Linked DNA regions of Homo sapiens: region 2 is linked to region 1. Evidence: chromatin contacts called from ENCODE Hi-C data. All regions are on one chromosome and are shown on one strand. Each heading gives the region's core, a stretch centred on a gene start or an enhancer-like site at or near the end of the contact. The rest is flanking DNA. Distances are from core to core; before and after follow the strand shown.

Region 1 (5,292 bases), core at 2,793-5,292:
TTCATTTAGGGGCATGACCATTTCTTATTAAGAAACAGAACTCTCAAATGAGGCTTTACCCTAAGAATGAAAAGGCCTTGGAGAGTTCCAAAGGCATTAATAGTAAATCTAGGTGCTTATCTTTTGCCTTCAACTGTGCTTTTTCAAGTACTTTACCCAAATTAATTAATTAGTGCTCCTAAACCCACACCAGCCATCACTTTGCCTTTGGGATGGAGGGAGGTGATATTATCTGAGCTTTGCATTAGGAGAAAGCCCCTGGGTTGACAGTCCCTCTGTCCATACCCGGTGGAATCCTCTCCTGCCAACAGTGGCAAACTCCTTTGTTTGTTTGTTTTGAGGTGGAGTCTGTCTCTGTCACCCAGGCTGGAGTGCAGTGGCGGGATCTCAGCTCACTGCAACCTTCGCCTCCTAGGTTCAAGAGATTCTCCTGCCTCAGTCTCCTGAATAGCTGGGACTACAGGCATGCACCACCACGCCCAGCTAATTTTTTTGTATTTTTAGTAGAGATGGGGTTTCACCATGTTGGTCAGGCTGGTCTCAAACTCCTGGCCTCAAGTGATCCGCCCACCTTGGCCTCCTAAAGTGCTGGGATTACAGGCATGAGCTACCACACCCGGCCAGCAAACTTTCTTATCTCTTGTTCTCCATTCCCAGGACTCCCATGGTACCAACTCAGTACCTTGCTCAGCATCCCAGGGTGTTAGAACTGAATGGCTGCTTATGGACTCCCTGCAATGGGCACCTCCTTCTTTTACAGCACAGAAAATTGAAGCATTCAATTCACTCAGGGAGAGGAAGTGAAACACCCAAAGCAACACAGCTAGTTAGGGACAGGGTCACTACCTTGTCTTAAGAGGCGAAAAATAGGAACTATCTCCCACCCTCTCCCCTGACAAAACCAAACACTCTTTGCGCCCCTCCAAGTATCTCAATACTGCTTAAGCCTGAGGAGTACGGGGAAGATGAAGTATGTAACGTTTATCTACTCACAAAGCACAGAGTTTCTGTTGCCACCTCTGAGCAGCTGTCTTGTTCTGGGCAACTGTGATCTCCCTTCCTCTCCTAAGCTCTTGGAATGAATCTTTCTTAAGGGAAATGGAAGTTGCAATTCCATTATTCTGTATAGAGTGAGTTAAGGGGAAGGCCTCTCTCCTTTTCTGTCATCTAATAGCTAAATTAACATAAGCCCATAGGCACAGGGATTCAGGTAACAGAAACCTAGTTTGTGACAATTACAACGTGAAATGAAAACATACATTGTGGCCCAGAAGCCCGGGCAGCCCTAGGCTTCAGATATTACCTACCCTAAAGTAGTATAATGCCTTTTACCAAGAACACAGCTGAATCAACTGTGCTTTTCATAGAACAGGCACACACTAAAATATTTGTGGATTGATTTGGTAGGCAAAAATTCTTGGCACTTGGATACTTCTCCATTTTCAGCTTATTCTTAAAAAAATTTTTTTTGTTAAATGTTCAGCTGCAAAGGCACAGGTGACTAAGTGTTCAACACAGCTGGAAGGAATGTTGGTGACAGTGGCTGTCATCTATATTTCCCAAGTTGGTTTCTAAATAACACTGCTTCTGGGGTATCTTGAGAAAAAAAGGTTCTGTGTTTAAACAAGGTAGGAAACATTACTAATCTTCCTACCTTGGTCTCCCAAGACACTAAAGGCACATAGCTTATTAAAAACACTGAGAAGGCTGGGCACGGTGGCTCATGCCTGTAACCCCAGCACTTTGGGAGGCCGAGGAGGGCAGATCACTTGAGATCAGGGGTTCGAGACCAGCCTGGCCAACATGGTGAAACCTCAACTCTACTACAAATATAAATATTAGCCAGGCGTGGTGGCAGGCGCCTATAATCCCAGTTACTGGGGAGGCTGAGGCAGGAGAATCACTTGAATCCAGGAGGCACAGGTTGCAGTGAGTCAAAATAGTGCCATTACACTCCAAACTGGGCGACAAGAGCAAAACTTCATCTCAAAAAACAAACAAACAAACAAAAAACCACTGAGAAGAGTTGTGGGTAAAGAAACAGTTTTATTTTTGTTTAAACGAGTTATTTCCAAGACCATTTGACCATGGAACAATCCCTCCCACATTTTTTTTTGCATGATATCTATTAAAGTTCCACAAAATTCATGTTCTTTGGAAAATAACTTGGGAATTACTGATTGAGCCCAATTTCTGAATTTTATTGGTAAAGAAAAAGGTCCTGAGAGGGGCTGAAGTTCTTACAGGAAGTTAGTGGGGGAGGTAGGACGACAACCCTATTTCCTGAGTGTCTGGCCCAACCTTGTCAACCACACGCAAATACGGCAGCATTCTCAAAGGTGGGTTCTGGGATCCCAGCCATCATGGGTACTGCTTGAGATGATACGCAAAAAGGACATGAACGTTTTCCTCCCTAATGGGTCCTTTGGGGGCAATTTGCTAAAACATAACAGGTTGTTTTAGATGCTTCTTAAAATTGGTAATCATATCCCATTCTTTCTTTATCTCATAGAACTCGGGATGCCTACCCAACACAGCCTGATTATGCTATATGTGCTTAGTAAGTACATTCAATGAATGACTAAATGAAAGACAGGGAGGAAGAAGGAAACAGTCCAGAACTGAAAGGGATGAGAAGAGAAAAAATGTGGAGAAAGAGAAGGATGGGTAACAAAGGAGCCAGCAGTCACTGATCAGTAGAGTATAGGTGAGAGAGGGGAAAGGAGACAGCTGCAGATAATGGAAAATAACAAAACAAAACTGAGGTCTGGGAAGCTCCGATTTTAAAAAGTGAACATGAGTTATGAGACTAATTCAGATACTGGCCACACCAGGAGGCCCCCGCCCAGGAGATGAGGATGACCACCAACTGCTGAGAATCTTTGTAAACTCAAATCAAGGTGTATTTATTGCACAGGCACAATAAATGAACAAGGCATCTTAAGTACTACAATGACAGGTGAGTGGGTCAGGCACAGTGGCTCACGCCTGTAATCCCAGCACTTTGGGAGGCCGAGGCAGGCAGATCCCTTGAGCTCAGGAGTTCAAGAGAAGCCTGGGCAACATGGCAAAACCCCATCTCTACTAAAAATACAAAAAACTAGCTGGGTGTGGTGGCACAGGCCTGTAGTCTCAGCTACTTGGAAAGCTGAGGTGGGAGGATGGCTTGACCCCAACAGGTTGAGGCTGCAGTGAGCCAAGATTGCACCACTGCTCTCCAGCCTGGGCAACAGGGCAAGACCCTGTCTCAAAACAACAACAACAACAAAATCACAGATGAGTAAGACACAGGTCTTTCCCTAAACAAGGTTACAGTCTAATGGGCAGAAGGGCTAGGACAGGGACTCAGATGAAATAATGCCAGGTAGAATGTGATCAGTGCCCCTGGAGGTGTGGCAAGCCAACACTGTGAGGAATCAGCGGCAGGAAGATCATATCAAATCACGAGGCTCCAGAAAAACTACGAGGGTCCAGGAATGGTGGCTCACGCTTGTAATCTCAACGCTTTGGGAGGCAGAGGTGGGCTGATTGCTTGAGCCCAGGAGTTCAAGACCAGCCTGGACAACATGATGAAACCCTGTGTGTACAGAAAATACAAAAATTAGCTGGGCATAGTGAGCTGTGCCTGTAGTCCCAGTTACTCAGGAGGCTGAGGTGAGAGGATCGTTGAGCTAGGGAGGCTGACGGAGGTCGAGGCAGCAGTGAGCTGTGATCATGCCACTGCATTCTCCTGGGCTAAAGGGCAAGCCCCTGCCTCAATTAAATAAAACAACAACAACAACAAAATAAAAAACTACCAGGAAGGGCCATGAGGCACAGAAGGATTGCATCAGGCGGAGATAGGAGATGAGAAGAGAGACATTTCAAGGTGATATATAAAGAACTACCAGGGGGTGAGGAAGCATATGGGGAGATGTGTGGAGACACAGCCTGAAAGTCTTGAAGTCACATCACGGAGCCTTGAATGACCGACCGAGGCGCTGACACTCAAGAGAGGCAATGGGAAGCCAGTGAAGGTTTGTGTGTGTGTGTGTGCGTGTGTGTGCAGAGAAATAGTAGCATTAGAGATGATTCCCAGGCAGGGTGACTGGGCAGCCAAGGGAAAGCGCTGGCCTGTGCGGGATGAGGCAGTTGGGTTCTGGAGAGCACAAGCAATCATTCGGTGCTGCCCATCAGACAACTGAAAAATCTGATCAGAGGCAGTGGCTAAGTCCCCGCCTGGGAACACAAAGGAAGCCTAAGGTTCTGGTTATCACCCTCAGGGGACCGTGACCTTGAAAGAGTAAGGATAGTACCAGCCAAAACCAATGCAGCCAAGAGGAAAAGTCACAGAGAACAGCGAGGGGAGGTGGAAGTTTCAATACAGAAATTGTAGCCATGGCTGAGAACCCCAGCACTGGAGGCCGGAATTTGTGCGTTTGAACGCCAGAGGCTTGGCTAGTCATGATTAGCAAAGGAACTTCAAAGAGTTTTGGAGCCTGCTTTATATCTGTGAAATGGGAATTATTTCCATCTCAAAGGTTTGAGGGGATTCGCTGAGAGAAACTTCTTAGCATGGGATCTCCAGAAACTGGAAGCCACAGAGAAAGCAGCGGCCAGAGGGAGGAGGAATCGGACAGGCTGATCACTTGGAGTGTTCGCCTAAGCAGTTTCTAGAAATGGAGGCAGGGACCATCAGGAAGCTCAAAACCTTTGCTTCAGCCGAGTTTGCAGAACGCCCTGTGAGGAGAATGGGTGAGCTGGGTCGAGGAAGCTTCATCCTCGTCCCCATCCCCCAGCACTGCCCTTTTCCCAACGCTCCCATCCCGCCACGCCTCCCAACATACCCCCACCCCGACTTCCCGCTCAACTCCCGCTCCAGCCAGTCCCAGGAGCCACATGCGCATGCGCCCTCCCGCGCCCCTCCCCAACTTTCCACGTTTCACTCCTCTCCCTTTTCCTCCTCAGCTCCGGCTCCGCCGCCACGATTGGCCAGCCGACCACCCGGCCTCGGCCAATAAGCGCCGCCCTCTCGCCCCCGTGTTACTGGGTAGAAGAAAACAAAAACAAACAGAGCGAGAAGGGCCAGAGACTCTCCGAGGCGGCGGCAGAGACAGAAGAGCGGGGTCGGGGCCGGCTGACCAGGAACCTGGGCGAGCAGCGGCGGGGGCCCGAGGGGTCAGTACCAGTAGGCGCGGCTCACACGCTCGGGAAGACTGCGCCCTCTCCCCCATCCCTCCTCGGAGGCAGCCGCAAGATGGGAGGGGGCGGGGGCGGAGGCGTGGGGGTCGCGGTCCTGTCAGGTCCGGGCCT
Region 2 (5,292 bases), core at 1,264-3,763, 4.0 Mb after region 1:
GAGTTTGATGTGTTACATCTCCCAAGAGTATTTTCATTTTAACAAGGACTAAGTTTCTTATTTGGCTTAAGCCAAAGGGATAAAGGCATTAAGTTCTAACTGAGAAATTTCAGGTACCCACACCTAAGTGGTTTGGAGGCTAGGGGAAGGTTTTCTTGTGTTTTCTCAAATCACAGGCTTTGGGGCAGGTCCGACTGTGCCCATGTATTGAGCTAATTGATGATGTCAGAGTCACAGCAGGCATTCTAGGATGACAATCAGAAATAGGAATATCTGCTCAGTTACAATTCTAGTCCAACTTGTGTGTCTTGAAACCTAGACAGCAGGTAGATGAATCACCATCCTAAATATTGATATTAATCTAGAGCAAAACATATATTTTATTGTGTTTATAATAAGTACACAAAGATAGACATCATCAAATACACACAACTCTAACTAAGACCTCCTCATACAATTAGTGGTTGTAAGGCATTTTGGAACTACAAAATGCCATATAAATGCATGATAATTAGATCATGAAACTAATTATGGTTAATAATATGACTAACCATCTTAAACTGTGTATGAATATAATAACAATAAGCATACATACATGCTCTCAGTTGAAGCAGACACGGCCAGAATTTGGTAAGGGGCACAAAACAACAGAGGATGCCTCCAGCATTCTGGGGGTAGTACGTAGAAAATTAAGGTCGTATTTATCTGCCAAGGAGCACCGCAGGGATATAAACCACAAAAACAGGAGGGAAAAGAAGCCCAGTTAAGATCTCCTCCTTAATTCCTGATTTCTGGCCCTATTATTTTGCTAAATACCACTACCACAACTCAGAACAAGTATAAGTGTCTGTGCATCTCTTACTAGGGACTGGGCACTGTTAAAGTGTTTTACATATATTAATTAATTCCCACAACAACCTCAAGAGGTAGGTACTGTTCTCCCCTTTTGACATATAAGCAAATTAAAACACAAAGAAGTTAAATAACTTTCCACTGTGGGTGGCAGAGCTGGGACTTAGGCTACCCAGCCCCAGAGCCTGGCCAGTTACCACCACTCCATATGACAGCCACCTTTTCTCTGTTCCATGAATCAATTACAGATATATATACGTGTGTGTGTGTATACATGTATATATACGTATGTGTATATATACGTTTGTGTATGTATAAACGTATGTGTGTGTATACATGTATGTGTGTGTGTGTGTGTGTGTGTGTGTGTGTGTGTGTGTATTTTTTTTTTTTTTTTTGAGATGGAGTTTTGCTCTTGTTGTCCAGGCTGGAGCGCAATGGCGCAACCTTGGCTCACTGCAACTTCCGCCTCCCGAGTTCAAGGATTCTCCTGCCTCAGCCTCCCAAGTAGCTGGGATTACAAGCATGTAATCCCATTACACCACCACGTTCGGCTAATTTTTTTTTTTTTTTTTTTTTTGTATTTTTAATAGAGACGGAGTTTCACCATGTTGGCCAGGCTGGTCTCGAACTCCTGGCCTCAAGTGATCCTCCCGCCTTTGCCTCCCAGAGTGCTGAGATTACAGGCGTGAGCCACCGCGCCTGGGCCAGATACGTATTTTCAGCACTGGTTGTGCAAAACTCACTCCCCACCTCATCTTAAGAACTTAATGAACCTTTTGGTAAAACGCCAATACCAGCATAAAACAAATTTCTTCAGGATACAAATATTTTCATAATTTGTATTAACTCAACCTAAACTTTACCAGCCTGAACTGCTTCTTCAAGGCTTGACTAATACACTGTTAGGGAGTATTTTAAGCAGCCTCCACCCAAGTGCTTACCTTGTAGCTCTATTTATCTGCCTTAGGCATTTACTGGACTCCTTTCAGATTCTTTCCCTCGCTAATGTTTTCCGGTATCATCTGATAACTGAATAGAAAATGCTGTTCTGAATCACTACACCTCACTATCAACCATATCACAAATAAATTATGTTATATATTATATATAAATATTATAATGGGCTATTTAAACTAAGCCAGCCGTCTTACCATGTGCTCATGTGGGATTTCCTGTTTCAATGTTGAATAATAATATATTTTAAAGTTAGCAAAGCCATTTCACCTGCAGTCGTTGATTTCTTCAAAATCTGAGCATTTAAATCCATTGCCAATGTTTGCTTAAAGAACACTGTTTTCTTAACGAGTCTTCCAAATCGGTCCTTACAGGAAGAACCTCTGAATGCTATACGCATATATGGACGGCTGCGTGTCCCTACAAAGTCAGCCTGTTACTTCCACTGGAGAAACAAAACTCTTGAGAATCGCTGAGCTGTAAAAATGTTAGAAAGCCGGTGTCCCAGGCGCCCTGAGAAAGCCGGGAGAGGGCGGTGGCTGCCCACAGGCCGCCTCCAGCCCCGCGCGAGGCCGAGGCCTCAGCGCGCCCCCCGCCCCCGCGGCGCCTAGCGGCCCCGCCGCAGGGCAGGCCTGGCCGGGCCTCCCCGGGCTGCGGCGGCGCCCCCTGCAGGCCGCGGCGGGCAGAGCGGGGGGAAGGAACCCGAGCCGGGCTGCCACCGTGTCCCAACCGGTGCCGCCGCCGGAGCTTCTCCGGGCCCCGAGTCCTCGCCGAACGCCCTCCTCGCCGCCCGCCGCGTCCCGGCGCCCTCCGGAGCCGCCGAGCCGCCCGCGCACACCTGAAGCGGCCGGGCCAGGCCCTGCCTCGATCCTCAGCTCGTCCTCCCCGCCCCGCACCGGCCTTCACTCTGGAGCGGCCCCGGCAGCCGCAGCAGGGGCGGCGGCGGCGGATCGAGGAGCTCTCCAGGTCGTCCCGGGAGAGGCTGCTGCAGTCCCGGGACAGGATGTTCTCCAAGTTCACCTCCATCCTGCAGCACGCCGTGGAGGCGGTAAGGCCGCGGGCTGCGGGCGCACGGCAGGCCGGGGATGGCGGCGGCCTACGCTCCCCGGCGGCCTCGGGGACAAGCCGGGCGGCCTTGGCCCGGCCCTCGGCGGCCCTGTCCCCGGTTGGGGTGAGGCCCCAGGCGGGCGCCCTGGGCGGCCGCCGGGTCGTGGGGGCGCCCGGGGCCTCGGGCCTGGCTCTGCGGGGGTCCCGTCGGTCCCTGGCTGCCCCAGGCCGGCAGTCCCTGCCCTCCTCCAGGAGCCGGGGCGGGGGTGCCGGGGAGGACCTGGCCGCCCAACGCCGCTCGGTGGTCGCCTCATTCCTCTGATGGGGCCGGGGGTTCGGGGAGCACCTGGCGGGGTCGCAGAGAGCTCCCCCGGGCTCCCTTAACGTTAACCTTCTCCGGAAAAAAAGTGGTCAGCGTTGAGCAAGACAAAAGAAACGAGCAAGCACCGCTTGGGCTTGGTTCTGTTTTGTTTTGGTTTTCGGGGGTAGAGGTGGGAGAGGCATGGTCTCGCTGTGGGGCGTCCCTGGCGAGGGAGCCGCCGACCAGCCCCCGGGTTGCTGGCTTTTGCTTTCTTGGGCCTGGAGGCCGAACTCAGCTGAACCTTATGTATTGATCTGAAATAGGAGTTTGGAGGGTCCAGTCGAGTTTGCTTTCGACAGCTTCCAAGCTCACCGAGCCCAGAGACCATCTGTTTCCTTTCTTGTCTAGTTCTCTTCCTGGACACTCTTCGTTTATCCTGCAATTGTACTCTCCTTTGAGGGTTTTAGACACCAGCATAGAGACAGTATTCAAGTATCCTAGTAGACTAATAAGTGAAAAGAAACTAAAAAGAAAATGCCTTGTCACTGTTCTAGTAAGAATGCTAGTTGCTTCACTTGTTTACTTTATTCTGGGAGAACTGCCCAAATTGAAAAATGCATTCTGTGCAGAAACAATTACTTTGCTAATTTTTAACATGACATTCTCTTCCTATGTTCATATTATGTGATAGGACACTTTAAAATGTACACTTTAAAAATGTCAGATACAACAATGATTTTTTATGGGCAGGCAAAAATGGAGTTTTTGCCTTCAGTAATAAAAACAAACTTTAGTACAATTGTTATTTAAGTGATACATGAGAAGCGTTAAAAAATTTAGCTCTAGGGCAAGCTCTTGGGAAAATGTATCAAACAGGAAAAACAGGGTTTCATAAATGTAGAGCAGTATTACACGGAGGGAAATGACAGTGGTAGACTTCAAGACAACTTTTAGTTTTTACTTGCTTATACACACTCTACTTTTGTTGAAAGAATTTAACTGCAGTTTATTAAAACATTTAAATTTTGTTTTCTTTAAAAATACCAAGAATCATTTAATTTTATTTATTTATTTATTTATTTATTTTTTGAGACCGAATCTCATTCTGTCACCCAGGTTGGAGTGCAGGGGTGTGATCTCAGGTCACTGCAACCTCCGCCTCCCGGATTCAAGCGATTCTCCTGCCTCAGCCTCCCTAGTAGCTGGGATTACAGGCACCCGCCACCACACACGGCTAATTTTTTTTTTTTTTTTTAGTAGAGATGGGGTTTCACCATGTTAGCCAGGCTGCTCTCGAACTCCTGACCTCAAGTGATCGCCCGCCTTGGCCTCCCAAAGTGCTGGGATTACAGGTGTGAGCCACCACACCCGGCCCGAATCATTTTAACCTTGAATATATGAAATACTTGGGAACACTTAATGAGATACTTGGTAATCAAAATTTACTATATTGCAGTCAGCTGTCTTATCCGTAGGCTCTGCACCTGTGATTTAACCAAACTCAAGTAAAAAAATATTTGAGGGGGAAAAAAATTCTGCAGAGTTCCAAAAAGCAAAACTTGAATTTGCCATATTCAAGTACTGCCTTGAATCCATGTGAATGAAGTGATGTGTAGGCATTGTATTAGGTATTAGAAGCAATCTAGAGATGATTTAAAGAATACAGGTATGCATAGGTTATATGAAAATATGCCATTTTATAACAGGGACTTGAACATCCTCAGATCTTAGGGGTAGGAAGAGATGTCCTGGAACTAGTCCCCTACAGATACCAACTATATTTATATCCTTTACCCATCAGGCTAGTATTTACAGAAATAAGTACTTAGAAAAAGAAAGACGGCTTTCCTGCTCTCCTAGTAAAGGCTCATTTTTATCCGGAGGCCTGTGTTTTCTTGTCCTCGTTATCTTTTTATAATTGTATATATTAGCATCTGCCAAATTATCTGGCTCCTGCTCTGTAATATCCTTAGCCTACTTTGCTGAGGTTAGTGAGAAAAAGTTAGAGTGGCTTGTGTTCACCTAGTCCTGAAATTAATGCATTGCATTTAGAAGTGTAATGTTTTCATTTGCTTAGACCTAATGTTTTCATTTGTGGCACCACCCATCTTATCTTGATAGGAGGTTAAATCTCA

Evidence for each region. Hi-C counts contacts between places; a loop is a spot of excess contacts on that map. Pooled maps may share reads with other maps.
Region 2: a loop to region 1 is called in a map with no recorded cell type, with 8 times the contacts of the local background. The contact joins the promoter of FHIP2A here to the promoter of PDCD4-AS1 in region 1. A Hi-C loop is called at or near these places in 3 of 37 single-sample maps with no recorded cell type and 6 of 50 pooled maps.

The regions. Positions count from the first base shown.
Region 1 is chr10:110,866,862-110,872,153 of GRCh38, forward strand. PDCD4-AS1 (PDCD4 antisense RNA 1) reads right to left here and starts at 4,043. Exons shown (of 1, transcript NR_026932.1): 1 at 2,029-4,043. PDCD4 (programmed cell death 4) reads left to right here and starts at 5,067. Exons shown (of 12, transcript NM_014456.5): 1 at 5,067-5,157. RefSeq lists enhancers at 688-737, 3,565-4,175 and silencers at 858-927, 5,180-5,229, 5,260-5,292.
Region 2 is chr10:114,819,267-114,824,558 of GRCh38, forward strand. It overlaps FHIP2A (FHF complex subunit HOOK interacting protein 2A), which reads left to right and starts at 2,514. Exons shown (of 17, transcript NM_020940.4): 1 at 2,514-2,857. The coding sequence starts at 2,813. LOC124902508 (translation initiation factor IF-2-like) reads right to left here and starts at 3,682. Exons shown (of 2, transcript XM_047426127.1): 1 at 2,007-3,682. The coding sequence starts at 2,835. The coding sequence ends at 2,230. RefSeq lists silencers at 2,263-2,572, 2,583-2,932, 2,993-3,212 and an enhancer at 2,918-3,418.